2 separate regions of the Homo sapiens genome follow, and region 1 is linked to region 2. A link is an interaction called in ENCODE POLR2A ChIA-PET data of the cell type or tissue named here. Cell type or tissue: MCF 10A. All regions are shown on one strand.

What was found. Peaks named below come from ENCODE experiments on the same cell type or tissue, not always from the same donor. Only the 100,000 strongest peaks of a DNase experiment are listed, where the experiment ranks them.
Region 1: POLR2A ChIA-PET joins it to region 2 with 5 read pairs; 1 of 35 experiments calls an interaction of 5 or more read pairs at or near these places.

The regions. Positions count from the first base shown.
Region 1 is chr19:18,044,159-18,049,158 of GRCh38, forward strand. It overlaps the pseudogene RPS18P13. Among named protein-coding and RNA genes, the nearest start is that of ARRDC2, 38 kb to the left of the region's middle. In MCF 10A, no CTCF peak of the experiment used is centred here; DNase peaks (open chromatin) are centred at 1,033 and 2,133.
Region 2 is chr19:17,253,387-17,258,386 of GRCh38, forward strand. USHBP1 (USH1 protein network component harmonin binding protein 1) reads right to left here. Exons shown (of 13, transcript NM_031941.4): 8 at 4,826-4,999; 9 at 3,085-3,334; 10 at 1,999-2,220. Among named protein-coding and RNA genes, the nearest start is that of USHBP1, 8.9 kb to the right of the region's middle. In MCF 10A, no CTCF peak of the experiment used is centred here; a DNase peak (open chromatin) is centred at 1,915.

The DNA of each region.
Region 1 (5,000 bases), 790 kb after region 2:
GAAGTCTGAAATCAAGATAATTGCCTGGGTTGATTCTTTCCAGTGGTTTGAGATGTTTAAATGAGCTAATACCTGGTACACACTAAACACTTAGTACCAGTGTACTGGGAGAATAATAAAATGCAGGAATACAGCAAAGCATAAAATAAGCATTGATTGTTGATTGGATGAGTGATTAAGACTAAGTGAAGGGCCAGGTGCTGTGGCTGATGCCTATAATCCCAGCACTTTTGGAGGCCGAGGAGAGCGGTTCAGCTGAGGTCAGGGGTTCGAGACCAGCCTGGCCAACATGGCAAAACCCCATCTCTACCAAAAATACAAAAATTAGCTGGGCGTAGTGGCGCATGCCTGTAATCCCAGCTACTCAGGAGGCTGAGGCAGGAGAATTGCTTGAACCCTGGGAGGCGGAGGTTGCAGTGAGCCGAGATCACGCCACTGCACTCCGGCCTGGGTGATGGAGTGAGATTGTTTCAAAAAAAATAAAATAAAATAAAAAATAAGTGGAGGCTGGGCGCAGTGGTTCATGTCTGTAATCCTGGCACTTTGGGAGGCTGAGGCAGGCAGATCACTTGAGGTAAGGAATTTGAGACCAGCCTGGGCAACATGGTGAAACCCTGTCTCTACTAAAAATACAAAAATTAGCCAAGCGTGGTGGCGTGTGCCTGTAGTCCTAGCTACTTTGGAGGCTGAGGCTGCAGTGAGTTTGAACCTGGGAGGCAGAGGTTGCAGTGAGCTGAGATCGCGCCACTGTACTCCAGCCTGAGCGACAGAGCAAGACTCTTCTCAAAAAAAAAAAAAAAAAAGACTAAGTGGAGATGAGGGTTCAGTGCACCCCCATCTCCTGGCCCTGCTGCCCATGAGCCAGACCCTGAGCTGACAGATTGGTGCCCATTTCCTCTTATGGATTGATACGGGGCTCTTACCTCTGGGTTTGCTCAGCCCAGCAGCAGGCAGTCAGAGCCAGAAGTTGTTTGCAAACCGAAACCGGTCTGCGGCTTGGGCCACCTACTTGTGAAACCAGCTGTCGCTGTTTTTCCTCCCTGTGAGAAAGTCCCCCAGTAAAGCTGCGCGGGGGAGGAGAAGGAGGGTGGAGGAGGGCCGAGTAGCTTCCTGGGAGACCTTGGGGTGTGGAGGCGCTGCTCTGGACTTTGGTTTGCCCATCTGCAACTGGGCACCATGGGGAAAGGGGATTGCAGGCTCCTGGCTGGGGAGTTTGGATTTGGGGATGCTGGACAAGTGACTTCACCTCTCTGAGCCTCAGTTTCCTTATCTGTGAACTAGTGAGAAACACATGGCCACCAGAGCTGCTGCAAAGGGGCATGTCCCTCTCTTCATTCAGGCCTTGGCCCCAAATGTCGCCTATTCCAGGAAGCCCTCCAGGACTGCCTGATCAGGAAACACCCTCCCTCTGCTGCATCTGGTCATGTATTCTACTTTATTCATCACACTTTTCAACACCTGATTCCACATTACAGATGCATCGCTTCAGGTGCATAATGTCCTCTGGGTCCCACCTTTGTCCCCAGACCATGAGTCCTACAAGGGCAAGATTGCTCTCAGTTGTCCCCGGCTGTGTCCCCAGACCACAGCCCAGGGCCTAAAGCACAGCAGGCATCTGGGGAAACATTTCTTTTTATCAGCATAAGATTATTATCTGTGAGCACACTCATTAAGCCCCGGCTGTGTACAGGAGCCAGCGACACCACCATGAATGAGATACAAATTCTTTTTTTTTTCTTTCTTTTTTTTTTTTTAGACGGAGTCTCATTCTGTTGCCCAAGCTGGAGTGCAGTGTGGCACAATCTCAGCTCACTGCAACCTCCACCTCCCAGGCTCAGGTGATTCTCCCGCCTCAGCCTCCCAAGTAGCTGGGATTGGTAGCTGGGACTACAGGCTCCCACCACCACACAGTTAATTTTTGTATTTTTCAGCAGAGATGAGATTTCACCATGTTGGCCAGGCTGGTCTTGAACTCCTGACCTCAAGTGATTCGCTCACCTCAGCCTCCCAAAGTGCTGGGATTATAGGCATGAGTCACCGCGCCTGGCAGAGATACAAATTCCTGATGGCAGAGGAGGGAGAGAGAGTGTGGGTGACGATGACAATTGAACTGAGACCCAAAGGAGGTAGGGGAGACATATGGGCGTCTCTGGGAAGATGGTCCCCGGGAAAGCACAGCCTTTAGACAGGCCCCGAGGCAGGAGCCTGTCTGACTCACCGGAGGAGCTTGGAGGAGGCTGAGGTGGCCTAAGTCGATTAAGCAGGGTGGGGAGGGAAGAGGCGATGGTGCCGTGAGACCAAGCAGGGCCTTGAGGTCTGGGGGGAGAACTTTGGCTTTTACTCTGAGGAAGGTGGGAGCCACAGAGGCTTCTAGACAGAAGAAGGACAAGCCGGACTCAGGATACCAGGGTGGGGGTATCTGTGGGGGATAAAGGGAGAAGCGAGGAGACCACAGAGGGGTGCCACTGCTGGTCCTAAGGAGCAATGATAGTCTGGACCAGGGAGAAGGGACCTTCATGAGAAGGGATCGGATGTGGGAGCAATTTTGATGGTGGATGGGTGGAGGAAGAAGATTCAGGGGCACCAGTGTGAGCCCATCTCACAAGGGAGGAAACTGAGACTCTGGGGACAGAGGGATCTCAGTAAAGGAGAAACTGGAAGAAACCAGTGGAACGTTCAGAGGTGACCAGGGTCCAGGAGGGAGCCCCCGCACCTCCCTGAGTCACAGAGATTGCCAGCTTCCTCCTGATGCAACCTGACCTTCCATCTCTCTCTTTGTTTGTTTGTTTGTTTGTTTTGAGACAGAGTCTCACTCTGTCACCCAGGCTGGGGTGCAGTGGCACGATCCCTGCTCACTGCAACCTCTACCTCCCATGTTCAAGCAATTCTACTGCTTCAGCCTCCAAAGTAGCTGGGATTACAGATACACACCACCACACTGGGCTAATTTTTGTATCTTTAGTAGAGACGGGGTTTCGCCATGTTGGCCAGGGTGATCTTGAACCCCTGACCTCAAGTGATCTGCCTGTCTTGGCCTCCCAAAGTGCTGGGATTACAGGCGTGAGCCACCGCACCCGGCCTCTCTTTGATTTTATCTCTATAATTTCCATCCCTGTCAGAGGGAAGAGGCTCCACCACCTACAGACACCGATAGGCCTGACTCGGCTTCCCACAGATTCATTTACTAACCCCAAACCCCAAGACATGGGTACCAACACTGTTTTACAGATGGGGAAACTGAGGCTCATATAGGCGAAGTGGTTTTCCAGGCAGAGGCAGGATTAGAACCCTGAGCCTTGGCTCTAGACCCCTGCTCTTGAGATGGCACTCTGCTGGGGGTCATCAAACATTCCACCCCGAGATGCATTATTCCTTTCCCAGCTTCTGAGAACTTGGGCTTGGGTGGGAGCCCCCTGCAACGTGCTAAAAATCCAGGTTTAGGCATTTTTTTAATGTAAAAAAATATTTACTTATCATCCAGGCACGGTGGCTTACGCCTGTAATCCCAGCACTTTGGGAGGCCGAGGTGGGCAGATCATTTGAGGTCAGGAGTTCAAGACCAGTCTGGACAACATGGCGAAACCTCGTCTCTACTAAAAATACAAAAATTAGCCAGGTGTGGTGGCGCACGCCTGTAATCTCAGTTACTACAGAGGCTGAGGCAGGAGAAATCGCTTGAACCCAGGAGGAAGAGGTTACTGTGAGCCGAGATCCTGCCACTGCACTCCAGCCTGGGCAACAGAGCAAGACTTCATCACAAACAAATGAACAAACAAAACTTATTTATTTTCTAGAAACAGGGTCTCGCTCTATCACCCAGGCTGGAGTACATTGGCATGATCATAGCTCATTGCAGCCTCAAACTCCTGGACTCAAGCGATCCTCCCACCTCAGCCTCCCTGAGTAGCTGGGACTACAGGCACCTGCCACCATGCCCAGCTACATTTTTTCAATTTTTTGGAGAGACAGGATCTTACTACATTGCCCAGGCTAGTCTCGAACTCCTGGGCTCAAACAATCCTACAGCCTCGGCCTCCCAAACTGCTGGGATTACAGCCTTGAGCCACCAACCTTGGCCAGATTTAGATTTGTATGGCCTTACGTTTCTGAGTTTGTAAGATTATATACGATTCATTTGTTCATTCATGTTCATTCATTCCTGGCCACATCCAGGTGCCTGCCTTATTTGGGGTAATGCTCGAGGCCCCAGCTTGGGAAGGTCCAGGCTGGATAGAGATATTCTTGTTCCCACAGGGTCAAGGCTAGGCTGGAGGGAGGTACCCAGGGCTGGGGGTCCCCAGCGATCCAGGAAGTGGGGGGCTTGCTGAAGAAGGGAACCTCATGCCAAAGGCCTGGGTCCCTTCCTCCTCATGCCCACCACCCCCATGACGAAAGCCAGAGAGGATGAGGGCAATGTGGGGCTTCCATACCCCAAATATGATCCTGGTGCCTGGTATGGAACCCCAGAGCCTGCCACCGTGTCTCTAGTGATCCTTGAAAAGTTCCAGCATATTTTGGGAGTACTCAACACCAACATCGATGGGTGGTGGAAAATAGCCTTTGCTATCACTGCCATTAAAGGTGTGGATGGAAGATACGCTTATGTGGTGTTGAGGAAAACAGACATTGACCTCACCAAGAGGGCGGGAGACTCACGGAGGATGAGATGGAATGAGTGATCACCATTGTGCAGAATCCACAGCAGTACAAGATCCCAGACTGGCTCTTGAACAGACAGAAGGATGTAAAGGATGGAAAATATAGCCAGGTCCTAGCCAGTGGTCTGGACAACAAGCTCCGTGAAGACCTGGAGCAACCGAAGAAGATTCCGGCCCATAGAGGGATGCACCACTTCTGGGGCCTTCATGTCTGAGGCCAGCACACCGAGACCATTGGCCGCCATGGCCGTACCTGTACCGTGGGTGTATCCAAGAAGAAATAAGTCTGTAGGCCTTATCTGTTAATAAATAGTTTATGGCCGGGCGCGGTGGCTCACGCCT
Region 2 (5,000 bases):
TTAAGCAATTCTCTGTCTCAGCCTCTGGAGTAGCTGGGATTACAGGCACGTGCCACCATGCCCAGCTAATTTTTTTGTATTTTTAGTAGAGACAGGGTTTCACCATGTTGGCCAGGCTGGTCTTGAACTCCTGACCTCATGATCCACCCGCCTCGGCCTCCCAAAGTGCTGGGATTACAGGTGTGAGCCACCGTGCCTGGCCAATAATAATTTTTTAAAAATTAGGCTGGACGTGGTGGCTCACGTCTGTAATCCCAGCACTTTGGGAGGCCGAGACGGGCGGATCAGCCTGAGGTCAGGAGTTTGAGAGCAGCCTGGCCAACATGGTGAAACCCTGTCACTACTAAAAATACAAAAATTAGCTGGGTGTGGTGGTGCACGCCTGTAATTCCAGCTACTCGGGAAGCCAAAGCAGGAGAATCGCTTGAACCTGGGACGCAGAGATTGCAGTGAGCCAAGATCGCACCACTGCACTCCAGCCTGGGTGACAGAGCAAGATCCGTTTCCCAAAAAAAAAAAAAAAGAAAAAAAAAATTAAAGGCCAGGCGCTGTGGCTCATGGCTGTAATCCCAGTACTTTGGGAGGCTGAGGTGGGCAGATCACCTGAGGTCAGGAGTTCTACACCAGCCTGGCCAACATGGTGAAACCCCATCTCTACTAAAAAATACAAAAATTGGCCAGGCACGGTGGCTCACGCCTGTAATCCCAGCACTTTGGGAGGCTGAGGCAGGTGGATCACAAGGTCAGGAGATCGAGACCATCTTGGCTAACACAATGAAACCCCGTCTCTACTAAAAAAATACAAAAAAAATTAGCCGGGTGTGGTGGCGGGCGCCTGTAGTCCCAGCTACTCGGCAGGCGGAGGCAGGAGAATGGCGTGAACCCGGGAGGCGGAGCTTGCAGTGAGCCGAGATTGCACCACTGCACTCCAGCCTGGGCTACAGAGCGACACTCTGCCTCAAAAAAAATAAAAAATAATAATAAATAAGCCGGGTGCAGTGGCTCAAGCCTGTAATCCCAACACTTTGGGAGGCTGAGGCGGGCGCATCACCTGAGGTTCAGAGTTCGAGACCAGCCTTAGTAACATGGGGAAACCTCATCTACACTAAAAATACAAAAATTAGCCGGGCGTGGTGGCGCGTGCCTGTAGTCCCAGCTACTCAGGAGGCTGAGGCAGGAGAATCACTTGAACCCAGGAGGTGGAGGTTGTGGTAAGCCAAGATCGGGCCATTGCACTCCAGCCTGGGCAACAAGAGCAAAACTCTGTCTCAAAAAAAAAAAAAAGAGATGAGGTCTCGCTGTGTGGCCCAGGCTGGAGTGAAATGACATAATCGTGGCTCGCTGAAGCCTCCAACTCCGGGTTCAAGTGATCCTCCCACCTCAGCCACCCGAGTAGCTGGGACCACTGTGATAAGGGAAATAAATAACAGGAAACCGCATCTGAAGTCACTCCAGGAGGGCTTCCTTGAGGAGGTGATGTCTAAGCTGAGATCTACAGGAGGTCGAGGACTTTATGACACAAAGAGGGAAGTGACCGGTGTTCCTGGCAGGGACACAGAATATACAAAGGCTTGGAGGTAGGAGAGATGATTTAAAGAGCTGCATTAAGGACAGGTGCGGCGACTCATGCCTGTAATCTCAGCACTTTGGGAGGTGGAGGCAGGCGAAACATTTGAGGCCAGGAGTTCGAGAGCAGCCTGGCTAACATGGTGAACTGCAACTCTACAAAACTGCATCTCTACAAAACATACAAAAAATAGCTAGATGTGGTGGTGCGTGTCTGTAATCCCAGCTACTCAGGAGGCTGAGACAGGAGAATCTCTTGAACCTGGGAGGCGGAGGTTGTGGTGAGCCGAGATTGCAACATTGCATTCCAGCCTGGGCAACAAGAGCCAAACTCCGTCTCAAAAAAAACAAAAAAAAAAAGGCTGTGATTGACAAGGGCTATGTTCTCATTAGTAAGCTACTCCCCTACCAGGTTCAGGCAGGGCAGCTCACCTGATACCACTCTTCCTCGTCCCCGCTGCTGCCACCTCCGCTGCTATGTCCGCCACTGCTGTTTGCCCCACCAGCCTGGAGCTCTGCCCGTTCCCACCGCAGCTGCTCCAGCAGGAGCACGTGAGCTGGACCCAGGGCTCGGAGGGCAGCCTCCCGCAGCTCTAGGCCCCGCTTCTCACGCCGCACCAGCTGCAGCCGAAGCATCAGGTCCGCCAGGGCCTCCTGTGGGACCAAGGAGAGGGGAGAGAATTTATGCTTCTACGGTCAACTGCAGGGAAACTGAGGCCCCAAGAGGCACCCACTGAGGACTATTCAGACAAAAACTGTGACTTTTGGCCAGGCGCAGTGGCTCATGCCTGTAATCCCAGCACTTTGGGAGGCCAAAGTGGGTGGATTACCTGAGGTCAGGAGTTCGAGACGAGCCTGGCCAACATGGTGAAAACCCGTCTCCATTAAAAATACAAAAATTAGCCAGGTGTGGTGGTGCACACCCGTAATCCCAGCTACTTGGGAGGCTGAGGCAGGAGAATCACTTGAACCCGGCAGTGGGGCAGAGGCTGCAGTGAGCCAAGATAGCGCCACAGCACTCCAGCCTGGGTGAGAGCAAGACTCCGTCTCAAAAAACAAACAAACAAACAAACAAACTAGGACCTTCACCATTCACCATGTTCTTGTGAGGTGGAAATATCTTCCTCCCATAAAAGCTACAGCTGTAGAAATGGCATTTCCTAGAGGGGCAAGTAGCTTACATAGGTCAAGTATTAGTTCTGTCAAAGCTTCTGGAGTTTCTCTAACTCCAGAACCTCAAGTTTTTCATGCCAAGCTACAAACCCAAGATTGTGTTCTTTGCTCCCATCTCTTCCCATAGGAAGGGCATTTTGGAGAGCCAGATTTGTAGTCTAATGAGAAACTGAACCCCAGAAAACAAACTCCTATTAATCCCTCAAAACCCCAGCTCCAATTCTCCCTTCACAATGCCTGCACTCAGCCCAGCAGAATTCTCCTTTGCTCCTTGGTCCCCCGACCTCAGTAAAGGATTTTGTCCCACCAAGAAAGACTGACACAGTGGCCACAGCCCATTTGTACCCTTGCGGCCACCAGGTCCTGCTGAATTTGTGTCTTCTCCAGTCGGGGAAGAGCTGGGCCAGCCTGGGTCCCCAGAATGGCCTGCACCATGGCTTCTGCACGGGGCACAGTGGGCATGGGTGCCAAGGTGGGGCCAGGCTCTGAGAGAATCTTCATTAGAGAACGGCGCTCCTGGAGACGCTGGACATAGCTTCGGAGCTGGAAAGCCACTTCCTGTGGGGTGGGCTTATCCACACTGCTGCCTTCAGGGCTATAGAAAACAGAAAAGGTGCCTATGTCAACACTGGCAGGCATAGGTGGGTTAAGTTCATGCCAATCCTGGTAGGGTCCATCACCTTCCATCTCACTGGCCACGATGGAATCTATGCCATCTTTGGTGGTCCCTGTCACACCAACATACCCCACTAGGCACCACCTTCCATCAAGACCACATGGTGGCCAGGTGCGGTGATGCATGCCTGTAACCCCAGCACTTTGGGAGGCTGAGGTGGGAGGATTGCTTGAAGCCAGAAGTTTGAGACCAGCATAGGCAACAGAGTGAGAATCCGTCTTTTTTTTTTTTTTTTTTGAGACGCAGTCTTGCTCTGTCGCCCAGGCTGGAGTGCAGTGGCATAACCTCGGCTCACTGCAAGCTCCACCTCTCGGGTTCACGCCATTCTCCTGTCTCAGCCTCCCAAGAAGGTAGGACTACAGGCGCTTGCCACCACGCCCGGCTAATTTTTTTTTTTTTTTTTGGATTTTTAGTAGAGACGAGGTTTCACCGTGTTAGCCAGGATGGTCTCGATCTCCTGACCTTGTGATCTGCCCACCTCGGCCTCCCAAAGTGCTGGGATTACAGGCGTGAGCCACCGCGCCTGGCCGAGAATCCGTCTTCATAAAAAATTAGCTGCGGCCGGGCGCAGTGCCTAACGCCTGTAATCCCAGCACTTTGGGAGGCCGAGGCAAGTGGATCACCTGAGGTCAGGAGTTCGAGACCAGCCTGACCAATATGGAGAAACCCCGTCTCTACTAAAAATTCAAAATTAGCCGGGTGTGGTAGTGGGAGCCTGTAATCCCAGCTACTCGGGAGGCTGAGGCAGGAGAATCCCTTGAACCCGGGAGGCAGAGGTTGCAGTGAGCCGAGATCGGACCATTGGACTCTAGCCTGGGCGACAAAAGTGAAACTCTGTCTCAAAAAAAAAAAAAAAAAAAAAAAAGACAGGGTCTCACTCTGTCACCCAGGCTGGAGTGCAGTGGTGCAATCTCAGCTCACTGCAGCCTCCACCTCCCAGACTCAAGGCATCCTCCCACCTCAGCCTCCCAAGTAGCTGGTACTACGCGGGCACACCACCATGCCCAGCTAATTTGTTTGTAGTTTTGGTAGAGAAGGACTTTCGCCATGTTACAAGGGCTGGTCTTGAACTACTGAGCTCAAACGATCTGCCTGCCTCGGCCTCCCAAAGTGCTGGGATTACAGGCTTGAGCCACTGTGCCCGGCTGTGGGTGCCAGTTTTAACCAGTAGGCATTGTCATTCATCTTCATGCCAACTGCAATGTCTGTCAACCACCATGCCAACTTTGTCAAGTAGCAACAGGCCAACTGCAGTTGAGCCTCATGTCAACCAACTACAGTGAGCTCCATACCGACCTTGCTGGACACAGCCACACCAAGCCCCGAAACGTGGTGAGCTCTGGGAGCCCCATCCCCCAGTCAAGACCCCACTCCTCAACCAGGCCAGTTCCCAGGGTTCCAGGGGGGTACCTTGGCTGTGGATTCTGCTGTGCTCCTGCATCCATGGCAGCCTCCTCTTGTGCCAGCAGCCTCCATGCTTCCTTTTCAGCTGCTTGCAGGTCACTCATGGGGGCTTCGTCTCCTGCTCCTGAGTCGGCCTCCCGCAGAGCAAGCAGAACCCTGTATGCCTCTTCACAGTGTTCAC